2 separate regions of the Homo sapiens genome follow, and region 2 is linked to region 1. Evidence: chromatin contacts called from ENCODE Hi-C or POLR2A ChIA-PET data. All regions are on one chromosome and are shown on one strand. Each heading gives the region's core, a stretch centred on a gene start or an enhancer-like site at or near the end of the contact. The rest is flanking DNA. Distances are from core to core; before and after follow the strand shown. Region 1 overlaps RTTN (rotatin). Region 2 overlaps RTTN (rotatin).

Region 1 (7,602 bases), core at 5,103-7,602:
AAAGCCTAATCAGATAAACTAATTTTTAAAGCTAAACTAATAAAGGAATTCATATTTTGGAAACTCATTTAACCTAGCAGCTTAAAAACTGCACATTTTATGTTAAATAATAAAGTTATACATTTTATACTAAAGTCACATGAAGAATAAAATGAAAACCTGCTTGCAGTGGTTGCTTATCAGTCTTGTTGCAAATGCAACCATCTGCTACAAGTTAAGCATGTTAAATTGACAAGCTAGAGCCTTCTCAATTAACTGCTATAAAGGACCGCCACATGGCAATCAACTTCATGAAATTGAGAGTAAAAAGAAAAATGATATAATTTACTTAAGAACAAAACAAAAGCAAAACAAAACAGCCTGTGGCAGGTGTATCACAGCTATTAATCAATTCACTGATGTCTCAACTCATTTATAACATGGATAGAAATAAACATTCAATTTGTTTCATCCATGTCTTATCCTAATTATTTGCTTTTGTGAGGTAAAATTTTCTAAGAATAAATTGTTACAAGTTTATTAATAATCCCTTCAACAATGCAATAACTAAATTAAAAATTTCTCTTTGGCTATTATTACAGATGATAAAAATCCTGGAGTTTTTCTTTCTATGATAGCAGCAGTAAGGGCATAGACTCTTATCTTCAAAGGTTAGGAGATGAACACAATACAATGCAATCCAGGTCTTTGAAACTGGCAGCCTTGACCTTACACTGACCTGTTTAGTGCGGTGTGCCAAGCCAAGGACTTCAAGGTAACCCCACATGGACCAGGGCAACCCTTTAAAGACAATCTGTCATTCAGAAGATAAAAACTCATCCTGGTGACAGCAGCCCTAACTTCCCTGTGGGTTGCAGCCTGAACAATGGAATGGAGGCAGTCCTGCAGCCCACTAGCCATGTGTGTTATCTTCAGAGTGAGGATGTCCTCTGTAGATAACTTCAATGCATCTAAAATTCTAGACAAAAAGAAAAAAAATGAAGGAGGAACATAAAGCTATTTAAATAAAAGCTCACACTTATTTCTATTATAAACTCTCCCAAAAGCTGTTTTATCTTCATTTTCTTTTAACAAAAGGTTGACTTACAGCCAGAAGAAAAACTGATACATATCTGTCAATATTAGGATTTTACATTGGCATCCCAAATGTTTATATTGACTTTTCCTCCTTATAAAAATTTTTATTCACTTAAGACAGACAGATTAGAATATTAAGATATTCAAAAGTAATCACCATCACACTAATGATAACACTCATGCATATACTTACTGAGATTTTGTTCTAATCCAGGACCCTTTTCCTAGTGATTCATATCTACGAACAAATCAGACTTTAACCTCTAAAACAGTACAGAGTAAAATGCTTTTTCATTTAAAGTTTTCCCATATGATAGATTGTTAAAAGTAATAAACACATGTAATATTTAAAAGAAAGTAAAAATTATAACTGTTAAAAAGCAGAATCAGATGATACCAAGGGAAAAAGCTACTGGACCTAAGGAAAAAGTAAAACTTAACTAATTAATTACAATTAATTAATTGCAAATGCTTTTTAAACTAATATAAGAGCTTACTCTTGCGTTTTAGTTTCAGAGTTCATTTGCTTCAACAGATTATCACTCCCATGATACCATGACAGGTTCCAAGCTATTCTCAGCATATCTGACACCGGCTTCAAGGCCAAACAATCAGCAGATAAGGGCAAAACTATGGAGTAAGGACTCACAGCATGGTGTCCAATTACATGAACAGGTAGATGGTACCTAAAGAAAATGTGTACAAATAATTACAAACTTTCAAATTCTTAAATGCTACTCAAAAAGATGAGCCACAAATGAGGGCTAGTTCAATGCCTCCCAACCCACAATAATGCAAAGGTTTCTCTTAGTCCCTATTTTAAACAATTATCATAATTTATACAGTATTTCAATTATTCTTTTCATCTCCTCTAAACTCCCCAGAACACTTAAATCCTTTCTTGAGGACTTACCACATTCTATGCTATATTAGAGTTGTTGTGGAGATAACTAATGCTCCTTGAAGTCAGGGACCATGAATACAGTGAACCAAACATAAAAGGTGTTCAGCTAAAACACTGATATTTACTTTATGCCAAACACTGCTTATTTTGTATCATTCATTCACAGTTACATGGTATGGCACTATGATACCTATTTTACAAATGATCAAAAATGAGGCTTAAAGCTGATAAATGAATTGCCTATGATCATAGAGGTCACTAAATGACTGAATTCCAGCTTATTGTTTTCACTTGAGAACATGGTTTCATCATCAATAAATTCAACAAGAACCAAGAAATATGTTTAGAAATAAAAACAGATTCAATAGCAGTATCTTTTAAACCAAAGTTAATTTTGTTCTACCGTAAAGACACATGCATGTGTATTTTGTCTCAAGTTTTTCCTTTAACATGGTGAAATAATCTAACATGCATGTAAATTTGCATCCTAAAAGGAACAAAAAGAAATTTTAAAACTCCTAAAATGTATATGGAACAAAACATGGTCCTAAATAGCCAAAACAATCCCGAGCAAAAAGAACAAAGAGGGAGGTATCACACTGCCTAACTCTGAATTATGCTACAAAGCTATAGTAACCAAAACAGCATGATACTAGCATAAAAACAGACACACAGACCAATAAAACAGAATAAAGAATGCACAAATAAATACACACATTTGGTCAATTTTCAACAAAAGCACCGAGAACATAATTTGGGGAAAGAACAGTCTCTTCAATGAATGGTACTCAGAAAACTGGATATCCATATGCAGAAAAATGAAACTAGATCTCTATCTCTCGCCACATATGAAAATCAAATCAAAATGAATTAAAGACTTAATGTAAGACCTGCAACTATGAAACTACTAGAAGAAAACATTAGAGAAATGCTTCAGGACATTAGCCTGGGCAAAGATTTATTAAGTAAGACCTCAAAAACACAGGCAAGCAAAGCAAAAATAAGTAAATGGGATCATATCAAGCTAAAAAGCTTCTGCATAGCAAAGGAAACAGTCAACAAAGTGAAGAGACCACCTATGGAATGAGAGAAAACACTTGCAAACTATTCAACTGGCAAGAGATTAACCATCAAAATATATAAGGAACTCAAACAACTTAACAGCAAAATAATAATAATAATAATCCAATTAAAAGCTGGGCAAAAGATCTGAATAGAAACTTCTTAAAAGACATACAAATGACCAACAGGTATATGAAAAAATTCTCAACATTACCAATCATCAGAGAAATGCAAATCAAAACCACAATGAGATATCTCACCCCAGTTAAAAAGGCTTTTATCAACAAGACAAAAAAAAATAACAGATGCTGGCAAAGATGTGGAGGAAGGAGAATGCTCACACACTGTTAGTGGGAATGTAAATTAGTAGAGTCATTATTGGAAACAGTATGGAGTTCCTCAAAAAACTAAAAACAGAACCTACATATGATCCAACAATCCCACTGCTGGGTATATATCCAAAAGAAAGGAAATTGGTATGTCAAAGAGATATATGCACTCCCATGTTTATTGTAGCACTATTCACAATAACCAAGATATGGAATCTACCTAAGTGTCCATCAATAGATGAATGGATTTTTTAAAATGTGGTATAAATACACAATGGAGTATCATTCAGATGTAAAAAAGAATGAAATCCTGTCACTTGAAACAACATGGATGGAACTGGAAGTCATTACGTTAACTGAAATAATCCAGGCACAGAAAAACAAACATCACATGTTCTCCTTTATATGTGGGAGCTAAAAAAAAAAAAAAATGATCTCATGGAGATAAAGAGTAGAATGATGATTACCACAGGCTGTAAAGGATGGTGGGGAAGGGGGGAATTAAGAAGGGATGGCTAATGGGTACATAAAAATTTAGATAGAAGGAATAAGATCTAGTGTTCAGTAGCACAATAGGGTAAAAATAGTTAACAGTAATTTGTTGTATATTTCAAAATAACTAGAAGAGCAGATCTGAAATGTTCCTAACACAGAGAATCAATAAATGTTAGAGGTAATGGACATCCTAATTACTCTGATTTGATCATTATACATTGTATGCTTATATCAAAATATCACATGTACTCCATAAATATGTACTATTATATACCCATAAAAATAAAATAAACTCCCCCAAATAAATAAGCAAGCAAGCAAAGTGCTGTGGGATATAGCTGAAGGAACTCCTAAGAGAATGGGGAACACAGTTCCTTCAAAGAAGCAACAATAAAACTGACAGCCAATGTTCCTACAAAAAAATGGACTCCAACTGCCAACCTAGAATTCTATACCTAGTGATAACATTTTTTAAAACAGAAAGAATTTTTAGATTAAAAAAAAAAAAAACCTGACAGAAATCATTGCTAATATAAGTGCACTACATTAAATAATAAAAAACTCTTAAAAAAACAAATTCTCAGATGGAGGCAGAAAAACCAAAAAAGCAATAAAAAGTAACAGAAACGACCACGGTATACAAATCTAAATGACTATTTACTGCATAAAATAATTATAATAACATCTTATAGAATTTAAAATATGTATAGAATTTAAATACCTGACAATAAAAGAAAAAAAAAAGAAGAGCAAATAAATGGAATTAATGTGTTCTAAGGTCCTTGCATTGTCTGGGATGTGGTAAAAATACTAGTTCACAGTCAAGGAAGTAAATTATAATCTCTATATTATAAAAGAATAATCATCTGTATAAAATATATAGAAATAATGTATATAGAAGAATACTTAGCTGGGCACAGTGACTCATGCCTGTAATCCCAACACTTTTGGGAGGCTGAGGTGGGAGAATTGCTTGAAGCCAGGAGTTCAAGACTAGCCTGGGCAACAAAGCAAGATCCCAATCGCTACAAATAAATAAATAAATAAAATACTTAATGTATATGTAACTACAAGTTAACAGCTGGAAAACATGGACTAATTTTAAAAATTAATCAAGAAAAGCCAGAGAGGAAAAAGAAAGAAAAAAACCACATTGGACAAATAGAAAATAGCAAGCTAATAATCTGTATCCAAAAATATTAGTAATTATAGTAAATGTAAAATGCATTAAAATATTCCATTAAAACTGTAAATAATGTCAGATTGGACAAAAAAACTCAACTATATACTTCTTAAAAAAAAAAAGTACATTTAAGGACACAGAACAGCTAAAACTACAAGGATGGAAAAATACATATCATGCTAACCACTAACCAAATAAAAGCTGGGGAAGCTACAGTCATAAGAGATCGAGTGAATTCTATATGATGAAGCACTGCTAGAGATAAAGAAATAATTTCATAATGATAGAGACAACCCACCAGCATGTTTACAAACTAAATTACATGGCCTCAAAATACATTGTCAGCCAGAATGACAATGTCATAGTGGAGATTTTAACATGCCTCTCTGCTACCTGAAAGAACTTCACACACATATAATAAAGTAGACACAGGGAAGATCTGAACACTATCAATAAACCTGATATATTTTGAGACTTATAGAACAGTATATCCAACAACTACTACATATACATTATTATTTTCAAGTACACATGGAACATTTTAAAAAGCTGACCATATGCTGGGCCATAAAGTAAAATTCAACAAACTCTAAAGAATTAAAATCATAGAAAATATTTTCTAATGTCAATATTTAGCTAAATATTAATAATAAAATAACTAGAAAACCTAATAAACTAAATCTTCACTAGTTACCCCCAATAACTCTAAACAACCCTTGCATCAATAAAAAAAAATCACAAAACACTTAGAAAATATTTTGAACTAAATAATAAAATATGGCATATCAAATTCGTGGAATATACCAAAAGCCATACTTAGAAACATTGATAGCTTTAAATGAAAGGGCGGCTAATAATCAATGGCCAATCCTCCAGTAAGTTAGAAAATGAACAGAAAATTAAGTTTGAAAAACACAGAAGGAAGAAAATAATAAAAAGCAAAGAGTAATACATCAGGACCACTTTGAGATACACTATACATCCATCAGATGGGCAACAATTTTTTAAATGCCAACATTACTGTGAGTAAAAGAGTAATAAAACCCTTTCTCCTCTTTACGGACAAACATGATATTGAGGTAACTCTCTGTCCCTTTACCCAGTAAAATCAGATAGATATGGAATGTCAAGAATTTACTAAGCTGCTTTGCTTATGATGAAAATGACTCCCCACATCTGGACTGAGACATCTAGGAATAAACTATAAATGCATGATGGGATGTCACAGCTCTGAGCAATCTTGAGTGCTGTGGCTCTTATAAGCAACCTGGAAACTATGCCTACAGCACACTTACTAGAGAACATATTTTCTATTTGGGACATGAGGCTTCCAAGCCAAGACAGCTCCCAGCACCCACAAATGTGATCTCATTCTAAGCATGACTACTGCAGTCGTGTGAGTTTCATTATTTAGCCAAACTAAACACCATTAAGACTGGTAATGCAAATACCAAAGGCTAGTGAGGATGTGGGGCAGCTAGTACTTTTCCACTGATGGTAGGAATGTAAATCAGCACAACAACTTCGTAATACTGTCTGGTAACATCTACTAAAGCTAAACATAAATATCCTATATTCCAACAATGACACGTGTTCAAGAATGTTCTTAGCAGTCATTTCTTCATAATAGCCCAAAACAGAAAACAAATTAAACATCCACAAATAGAATGGTAAATAAAAGTGTTGTATATTCTTAGACAGAATACTACATAGAATAAAAATGAACCAACTATTGATTGCTTCATGCAGCAACATGGACAAATCTCTCCAAGTTGAGCAAAAAGCAATATAATAATGCACTCTATTTATAAAGTTCAAAAACTAGCAAAAATAATGTACAGCAATAGAAATTAAAATAGGATTACATTTTGGGGTGGTAGAAGGTAATGAGAAAGCACAAAAAGGGTTTCCGGTCTGTCAGTAATATTCTATGTCAATCTGTGTGAGATAAATAAGTACGTTTACTCAGAAAAATTCAAGGGCTGTACCCTTATGACTTGTATGCTTTATGTACGATATATGTCAATAAAAACAATTTACTTTTTACAAAAGTCTAAAGAGACATGAAAACCAAATACAATGCAGAACCTTAACTGGTTATTGCATTCTGAAAAAATATACACAAAAGATACTTGGAGATAACTGGAGAAACCACACCATGTTATAGAATTATTTTTAATCTTGTTAGATGGGATCATATTGTAGCAGTTATGTAGAATAATGTCCTTAACTTAAGGATGTGCATGCTGGAATATATAGGAAAGGAGTGAATTTATGTCTGAAACTTATTTCCAATTGGTGGGTGAGGGAGAATTAAATATAAATAAAAATATATATTAGGAGAGAGAAAGCAAAGAGACTCATATGTAAATAATTGATGACTCTAGGCTGAACGACATACAAGTATGCACCGTATAGCTTTCAACTTTCCTGTAAATTTGAACGGTATCAAAATAAAAAATTGGTGGTGGGGAGATATACTTACTGAAATCTTCAAAGCACCATTGTGAAGGAACCATGAAAGCCCAAGTTATGGGATTTAAATGCTAAAT
Region 2 (7,759 bases), core at 2,478-4,977, 48 kb after region 1:
TATCTTTTAAACTAAAAGGTATACATTAAATATGAAGAAGAATCTATGCATAGTAGACTGTCTTGTAAGTCACATCAATATAGACAAAGTATATCCCAGATATACTGATATGCCCCCATAAACTAGCGGGTAAAAGGACACCCTCAGTAAGAAAGAAAAAAAAAACTGAAGTACTTAACTTTCAATTTTCCATTGAAAACATATGAAAAGAAGAATGAGAAATACCTGCAAACTAAGAACAAAAATCTAATATACCAGAATTTCTTCAATTCAAGGATGACTATACAGGGAACAACTAAAAGGTATGAGGCCCAAAAAGCACAAGTCGTTGGCAAGAATATGGAAAAAATGGAAGCCTTGTGCATTGCTGGTGGGAATGTAAAATGGTGCAGCCACTGTGGAAAATATAATGGGCAGTTCCTCAAAAAAACACAGAATTATCATATGATCCAGCAAATTCCACTTCTGGGAATATACCCAAAAGAACTGAAAGCAGGGTCTCCAAAAGAGATGTATACACACCCAGGTTAACAGCAGCACTATTCACAACAGCCAAAAGGTGGAAACAATGAAAGTGGCCACTGACCAATAAATGCAGAAACAAAATGTGGTATGTTGTATATACATGCAAGAAAAGGAGGCCGGACGCGATGGCTCACGCCTGTAATCCCAGCAGGATTGAACTTGAACCCAGGAGGCAGAGGTTGCAGTGAGCCAAGATCACACCACTGCTCTCAGGCCTTGGCGACAGAGCAAGACTCTGTCTCAAAGAAAAAAAGAAAAGGGTGTTGAGCATTCAAAAGGAATTAAATTCTGATACATGCTACAACATGGGTGAACCTTTAAAACATAAAATAAAATAAGCCAAATACAAAAGTAAAATAAGCCAGATACAAAAAGACAAATATAGATTCCACTTATATGAGGTACCAGGAGCTGGGGATAGGCAGAATGAGGGGTTATTGTTTAATGGGTACAGAGATTCCATTTGAGATGATGAAAAAGTTGCATAGATAATGATAATGGTTGTACAACAATGTCACTGCAGAAGTAAAAGGAAGACAAAATGATCTACATAAGCAAAACAAGGCAAAAACTTTTGAGAGTAGACCAAGCATAACTATACTATAAAAAGTTTAAATTTTCCTATAAATGAAACAATTTCATATTGAAGTAAAAAACAAAAATTAAAAATTTATATATAAATCCTTAACTGTCATGGGATTATAAGTAAAAAAAGAAAATAAAATTCTAAAAAAACTTTGTGAATAAAAGGTTAAAAGTTCAATGAGTAGTAGAATTAAAACAAAAATTCTAAGCAATATGAATAGTGAATAATTTAGGGCAAAATAAATTAGAGTAATTTTCTACTGATGACATGTTTAACAATAAAGACTCAATAAAAATGAGTCTGTGATCTGAATAAAACAGGACATCAACAAAACATGTTATTGATATGGACTTATAAATTTTAACTCAGTCTTTTTGAACATAATTAAAATTAATAGACATAAACTTTGAACACTGCAAAGAATATAACTTCTCCTTAAGTTTCCAAGAAACACTGACAAAAATTAACTTTAAACATACTTTACCACAAAGAAAACTTCAGTGTATATTTAAGGCTATATTTCTCTGATCCCCAAGAAATAAAACTAAAAAGCAATAAATATTTAAACCGAAAGTAGAACAATCCTTACAAAATTAAAACAGAAAAAGTAAAACGCCCTCATACAAACAACTACTGGTCTAGAGAAAACAAATTGGAAATACAGTGACAGTCTTATTATATTGACAGGCAATTAATTCCTCCATACAGTATTTCTCCATGAAAACAGTACTAGGAACAACATCTCTATTATTCAAGTCTATTTACTTGTGAAATTGTTTAAAATAATCTTGCTAATTCTAATGATGAATTGAGTACTTCTCAAAATATCATAAAAAGAAAATACTTTAGGAATGAGTTTTACAGTTCTATTTCCAACATTTCTTCTAAGCATAAAAAAAATGGCTTTTTGTATTGTTTTGTTTTGTTTTGTAGGAAAGGATTGAAAAACAATAGTAACTGGCCCACATTTTTTAATTCTTTGGGCTAAAGATGTTTAAGCAACAACCCTAAAGGAGTTGACGGTGGGGGAAAAGACCCGTCCTCACAGGATACTCATAGTTTTTACAACAGAAGGTACAAAATTGAAATACCAGGTTAGCAAAATGTCTTAAATATTACCAATAAAACAGATTTTATAGTGTAAACACAACTTACACACTACCTCTGCAATATACAATGGGTTGTGGATTCTACAAGGCACCTGGAGTAAGAAACTGCAGCAGGCTCTGCCCCTCACATGCTTCCAATGGACCTTCCACACTGCAGCCAGTCACGGTTCCTCCTGCCAGTCTCACAAGGCACTTCTCTGATTAAAAGCAATCTCATCATGCCTTCAGAGGAAAGGCAGGACTACTCAGCATCATGCCAAAAGACCCCTACCAGCAGACCCTCATTTATCCCACCAGTCTCTCTCCACTATTTGCACCTCACATTTCATGGTCTAGGTGCTTGTGTTCCATCTACTACCAGGCCTATCCTTTATCTCCGATCAGAACTATCCATGCCTCTTTGTCATGGCTCATGGTTCATTCTCACGCTCCGCCAGATTAAAAAAAAAAAATGCTATTTTATTTGCTTGGCCAAATCCTACCTATAATTTAAAACTCAGTTCATTCAGATCTACAAAAAGCCCTCACTGAGGCCGGGCACGGTGGCTCATGCCTCTAATCCCAGCACTTTGGGAGGCCAAGGCAGGAGGATCACTTGAGCCCAGGAGTTTGAGACCAGCTTGGCCAACATGGCAAAACCCAGTCTCTGCTAAAAATACAAAAATTAGCCAGGAGTGGTGCCTTGAGCCCAGGAGTTTGAGACCAGCCTGGCCAATCTGGCAAAACCCAGTCTCTGCTAAAAATACAAAAATTAGCCAGGAGTGGTGGTACATGCCTGTAATCCCAGCTACTTGGGAGGCTGAGGCACGAAAATTGCTTCAATCCAGGAGGCGGAGGTTGCAGTGAGTCAAGATCACGCCACTGCCCTCCAGCCTGGACAACAGAGTGAGACTCTGAGTCTGGGGAAGAGAAAAAAAAAAAAAAAAAGCCCTCACTGACATCCCAAGTTCATAGTTCATAGTGTTTTCAAAGCACCATTGGCAATAAAACATAATGGCTATAAATACAAAACCACAAGTGACCCTGAAAAATAAACTGTGCCTCAGTTATGGAGTTTGCAGGGTCATGATAATTAAATGACCTCATAAATAGTGCTTAGTGTCTGACATACAGTAAGTGCTATATTTAAACTATCTTAGTTTACGTGTTATTCCTTTATGCTTATCTCTATTTTACTAATGTCATATTAAAAGTATCTATCACCCATAGGCATAAAAAGCACTACATCTTATTTGATATCCCAAGTGCCTAGCATATATTAATAACGGGCAATCAAGAAATGTGAGTTAAAATAACTGTCTTTGGAATGGTGGCAGCAGCAGGGAAGGTCTATGTAATTAGAGATCCCACTACACCAGTTATCAATTCACAATCTGGTCCAAATATCCTTAATGAGCCCTTACTGGATACAAAGATCTTTAGTTTCTTTCACAATCCTCTTAGCCCCTCTTGAAGTCCTACCAACATTCTACAATTCTACCAACATGCCTTGATGTTGAAGTTACCAGTTCACAGCAGGTCAGATGGGAATTTAGAAGCAATGAGTCATAAAGATGAAAAGACTGCTTTCCAATGACTGCAATGACAGGAATGACACAGAAGAAATGCGGAAAAGAAACAGAATATAGACCTAAGAGTCTAGGTTATCTGGCAGGAGGTGAAAGCTACTTTCTCCTTGCATCTTGAACCTGACTTAGCATGTAAATAGGGAAAAAATAGACCTGATTTGATGATGGAGGACTAGGGGGAATGACATATGACATACTTTAGGTCAGCATAACTAATTTTGGTGAAAATATTTTTTCTTTTATTTACTTCGAGTAATATAAAAATATTCAATTAAGGGGGGAAATTGAAATTCCCTTCCATGCTGAGTTACAGGGTTCCAGACATGATTGATGTTACTGATATTAGTACTGTGTGGAAATACCTAGAGATTTGATTATATATCCTCAGGTACTTAATTTCTAAATTGATAGCAACATTTATTATTTTGTTCCTTTAATGACTCAACAAAAATACTGCTTCCGTCTTTCTTTTGAAAACTGGCAAAAGTATGAACATTAAGAAATTTTACTTGTTTGCTTCTTTTAAAATATAGCCAAAGAAAAGAGACATTTATTCTTTTTAAACAAGTAAAAGTAAATCAAATATAATTTGAAGTACTTCTGTTTTATTTAGCATTTGTAACATACCAACTGGCACTTGTACAACAGAATTAACCTTTAAAGTAAAAATAATTCATTGAATCATAAAGTACCAGCAGCCAAAAGTTAAAAGTGAATGACTAACTTTTACAGATAAATGTTCTGGCCAAGAAAATTTAAGTTAATTTAAGAAACAACTGATAAAGCATTCCTCACACTTCAAAGGAAAAATTTACTTGTTGAAAATCTTCAATATGTGAAAAATCTCCTAAAAGTACTACAAAATAGTGTGATAACCTTAAGGACTAAAGAAAAACCAAGATTCAGAACTATTATCAGAAAATGAAAGACTTGAAAATACACCCATTTTAAAATATGCAGTTTGTTTCTCTTTTTAAGAGGCTCGTGTTATGAAAAAAATAAAAGTTTGGGTTTCTTTCTTACATGGGTATTGTTATTATGTAAATATCTGTAATTTATTTTTTTATATTCAGACCTCTATTCACAAGGATTTCAGACAGCCTGTAACAATGTTTAATTAAATATAGACCGACTTACATCAAAATAGCATAAAGAGAAAAAAAACTGATAAACGTAAGAGTCAATATATATTTTTATGACTAATAAATTTTGATTCTACTGCCCTGACAAGGCAGCAAAAGGGAAGGGAGGAAGGGAGAGGGGAAGGAAGAAAGGGAGAGGAAGGAAGACCAGACATTAGGAATTCACATTAACAGAAGAGATAGAATGCCAAATCTTCAAGGAAGGCAAGGTTATCAGATGACAATTTCAAAATGAAAGATATTAAATGACAAATGATTTATGATATTTTGAAATGTTAAAAAAGATATGTTTTCCAGTTACATGGAGACATACTCTGGTATTCCATAGATCTCTTAAATATTATGTTGTAATATAACATTCTTAAGGCTACTACTGTACACATGTTGATTACTCATGCAAAATATTACTTATCAAAACACTTCTTACAAAAAAAACAAAATTTAATTCCATATTTTCTAAAATTATCTACTCTACTGAAATACAAACAGCAAAAAACAAGGTATCCTGAACTCTCCACACTTTGAATGATTATTCTAAAGTTGATCCAGAATTTTCACTCTAGATAAATGTACATTTAAGCTCCTAATAACTCACAGATAGGCCAGTTGCTTAAATGACATAATTAAAAACTTTACGTAAAACTTCCAATTCTGGCCATGAAATAATAACAAGGACATCTCCTGTCCTTCCCCAGAAATCAACTAGAAAGTGGCATAGTGTCATTGCAGGACTGTGATGCCAGAGAGAAGGAAAATAAGCAATGAGAGTCCTACTATACCTGAAAACAATTACTGTACAGCAAACACAGGCAAGAGAAATCCAAAGAGTCTGACAGTCTCGATGACTTTAGGAGATGAAGATGCCTGTGGAAGCTGACATGGTTAGGAATTGTGGGAGAGCTATGCAAAGAAAGAATTTCAGAGACCTAAACAAGTTTCCACCCAGACCATGCTGAGATTAGGTGGCTTAGATTATAGGTAGATACTCTGTAAATACAGGCCAAAGATGATTACTGAGATTTAAATTGAACAACTCCCAGGGCTCACACAAGACAATAAAACTCAGTCTTCAACCAGGCAGAGTAGACAGTCATCAATCATCACTTTGGACATTCAATAGAGGTCCCAAAGGATCACATCTCAGGAGCAGAGTTTAACCCCAAGCAAAGGTTCTTCTAGATCAGGGTTTCTCAACCTTAACACTTCCTCAAGGTTTTCTGACATCTTGAGCTAAAACATTCTTTGTTGTGGTGAGCTGTTCTGGCTTCTATCTACTAGAAGCCAGCAGCACCACTCCAGGTGTGACAATCAAAAATGGCTCCCGACGTTGCCAAACATCCTCTGGGAAGCAAAATTACCCCCCAGTTGAAAACCACTATTTTAGACCCATTCTAGCAAAATTTTTTAAAGTCTTGAGAAAATGAAACTGCTCTACAAGTAACATAACCACCTGTCAGCCTCAAACTTCTGGGTTCGAGTGATCCTCCTGCCTCAGCTTTCCAAATAGCTGGGACTATAGGTATGCACCTACATGCCCAGCTAATGTTACTAATTTTTGAAGAGACAAGATCTTACTTTGTTGCCCAGGTTCATCTCAAGCTCCTGGCTTCAAGTAATGCTCCCATGCTGGCCTCCCAAAGTGCTTCAGAACCCTCCCAAAGTGCTTCTAAAAGGGTAAAATAAAAAATCAAGACACTCAACATGGTAACATTGAAAAGGTCCAGCATCCAATCAGAAATTACTACACATATCAAATATTAAGATCCATAAAGAGAAAAGTCAGCCAGTGGACAAGACCCAAAACTGAAATACTCAAATGTATAAGACCTATACACTGACAACTTCAAAACAATGCAGAGACAAATTAAAGAGCTAAATAAGGCTGGGCACAGTGGCTCATGCCTGTAGTCCCAGCACTCTGGGAGGCCGAGGCAGGCAGATCACCTGAGGTCAGGAGTTCGAGACCAGCCTGGCCAACATGGTGAAACCCTGTCTCTACTAAAAATACAAAAAAATTAGCTGGGCACATGCCTGTAATCTCAGCTACTTGGGAGGCTGAAGCTGTAGTGACAGTCACTTGAACCCGGGAGGCGGACAGTGCAGTGAGCCAAGATCATGCCACTGCACTCCAGTCTGGGTGACAGAATGAGATTCCATGTTAAAAAAAATAAAAATAAAAATAAATAATGAGCTAAACAAGTGAAGACATATATATGGTATTCATGGATCAGAAGATTCAATACTATTAAGATGTCAATTTTTCCTGAATTGATCTACAAATTCAACTCAATTCCATTCAAAACCACAGCAGGTTTTTTTTTTTTTTGTGTGTGTGTGTGTGTGTGTGTGTGTGTGTGTGTGTGTGTGGTGGCGGGCGCCTGTAGTCCCAGCTACTTGGGAGGCTGAGGCAGGAGAATGGCGTGAACCTGGGAGGTGGAGCTTACAGTGATCCGAGATGGCGCCACTGCACTCCAGCCTGGGCAACAGAGCGAGGACTACATATCAGAAAAAAAAAACAAGAACAAAGTTGAAGGACTTATACTACCTTATTTCAAGACTTACAATAAGCTTCACTATAGCTAACTATAAGCCTTCACTATAAGCTACAATAATTAAGTCAGTTGGGTATTGGCATCATAAGAGAAAACCGATCAAATAGATTCCAGAAGTAAACCCACATATAGTTAGTTGGTAAGGAATTCAGGAAAGAAAGGACAGTCATTTGAACAAATAGTGCTGAGAAAATAATTGTATACCCATAAAAAAAAAAGTTCATTCCTTACCTTGTGCTAGATACAAAAATCAACTCAAAATTAATCAAAGATATAA

The links. Hi-C counts contacts between places; a loop is a spot of excess contacts on that map. ChIA-PET counts read pairs that join two places held with the same protein, here RNA polymerase II (POLR2A). Pooled maps may share reads with other maps.
Region 2: a loop to region 1 is called in a map of aorta, with 4 times the contacts of the local background. The contact joins two enhancer-like sites. A Hi-C loop is called at or near these places in 6 of 168 maps with a recorded cell type or tissue (CD4-positive, alpha-beta memory T cell, GM12878, aorta and 2 more), 5 of 37 single-sample maps with no recorded cell type and 6 of 50 pooled maps. POLR2A ChIA-PET finds 5 or more read pairs at or near these places in 2 of 52 experiments (IMR-90 and RWPE1).

What each region holds. Positions count from the first base shown.
Region 1 is chr18:70,126,784-70,134,385 of GRCh38, forward strand. RTTN (rotatin) reads right to left here. Exons shown (of 49, transcript NM_173630.4): 24 at 1,575-1,763; 25 at 719-958. Among named protein-coding and RNA genes, the nearest start is that of RTTN, 75 kb to the right of the region's middle. Within about 2 kb of position 6,353, at least 2 of the 41 ENCODE cell types and tissues checked have a DNase peak (open chromatin) inside an H3K27ac peak, as active enhancers do.
Region 2 is chr18:70,177,462-70,185,220 of GRCh38, forward strand. All of the region lies in intron 10 of RTTN (rotatin), which reads right to left. Among named protein-coding and RNA genes, the nearest start is that of RTTN, 24 kb to the right of the region's middle. Within about 2 kb of position 3,728, at least 3 of the 41 ENCODE cell types and tissues checked have a DNase peak (open chromatin) inside an H3K27ac peak, as active enhancers do.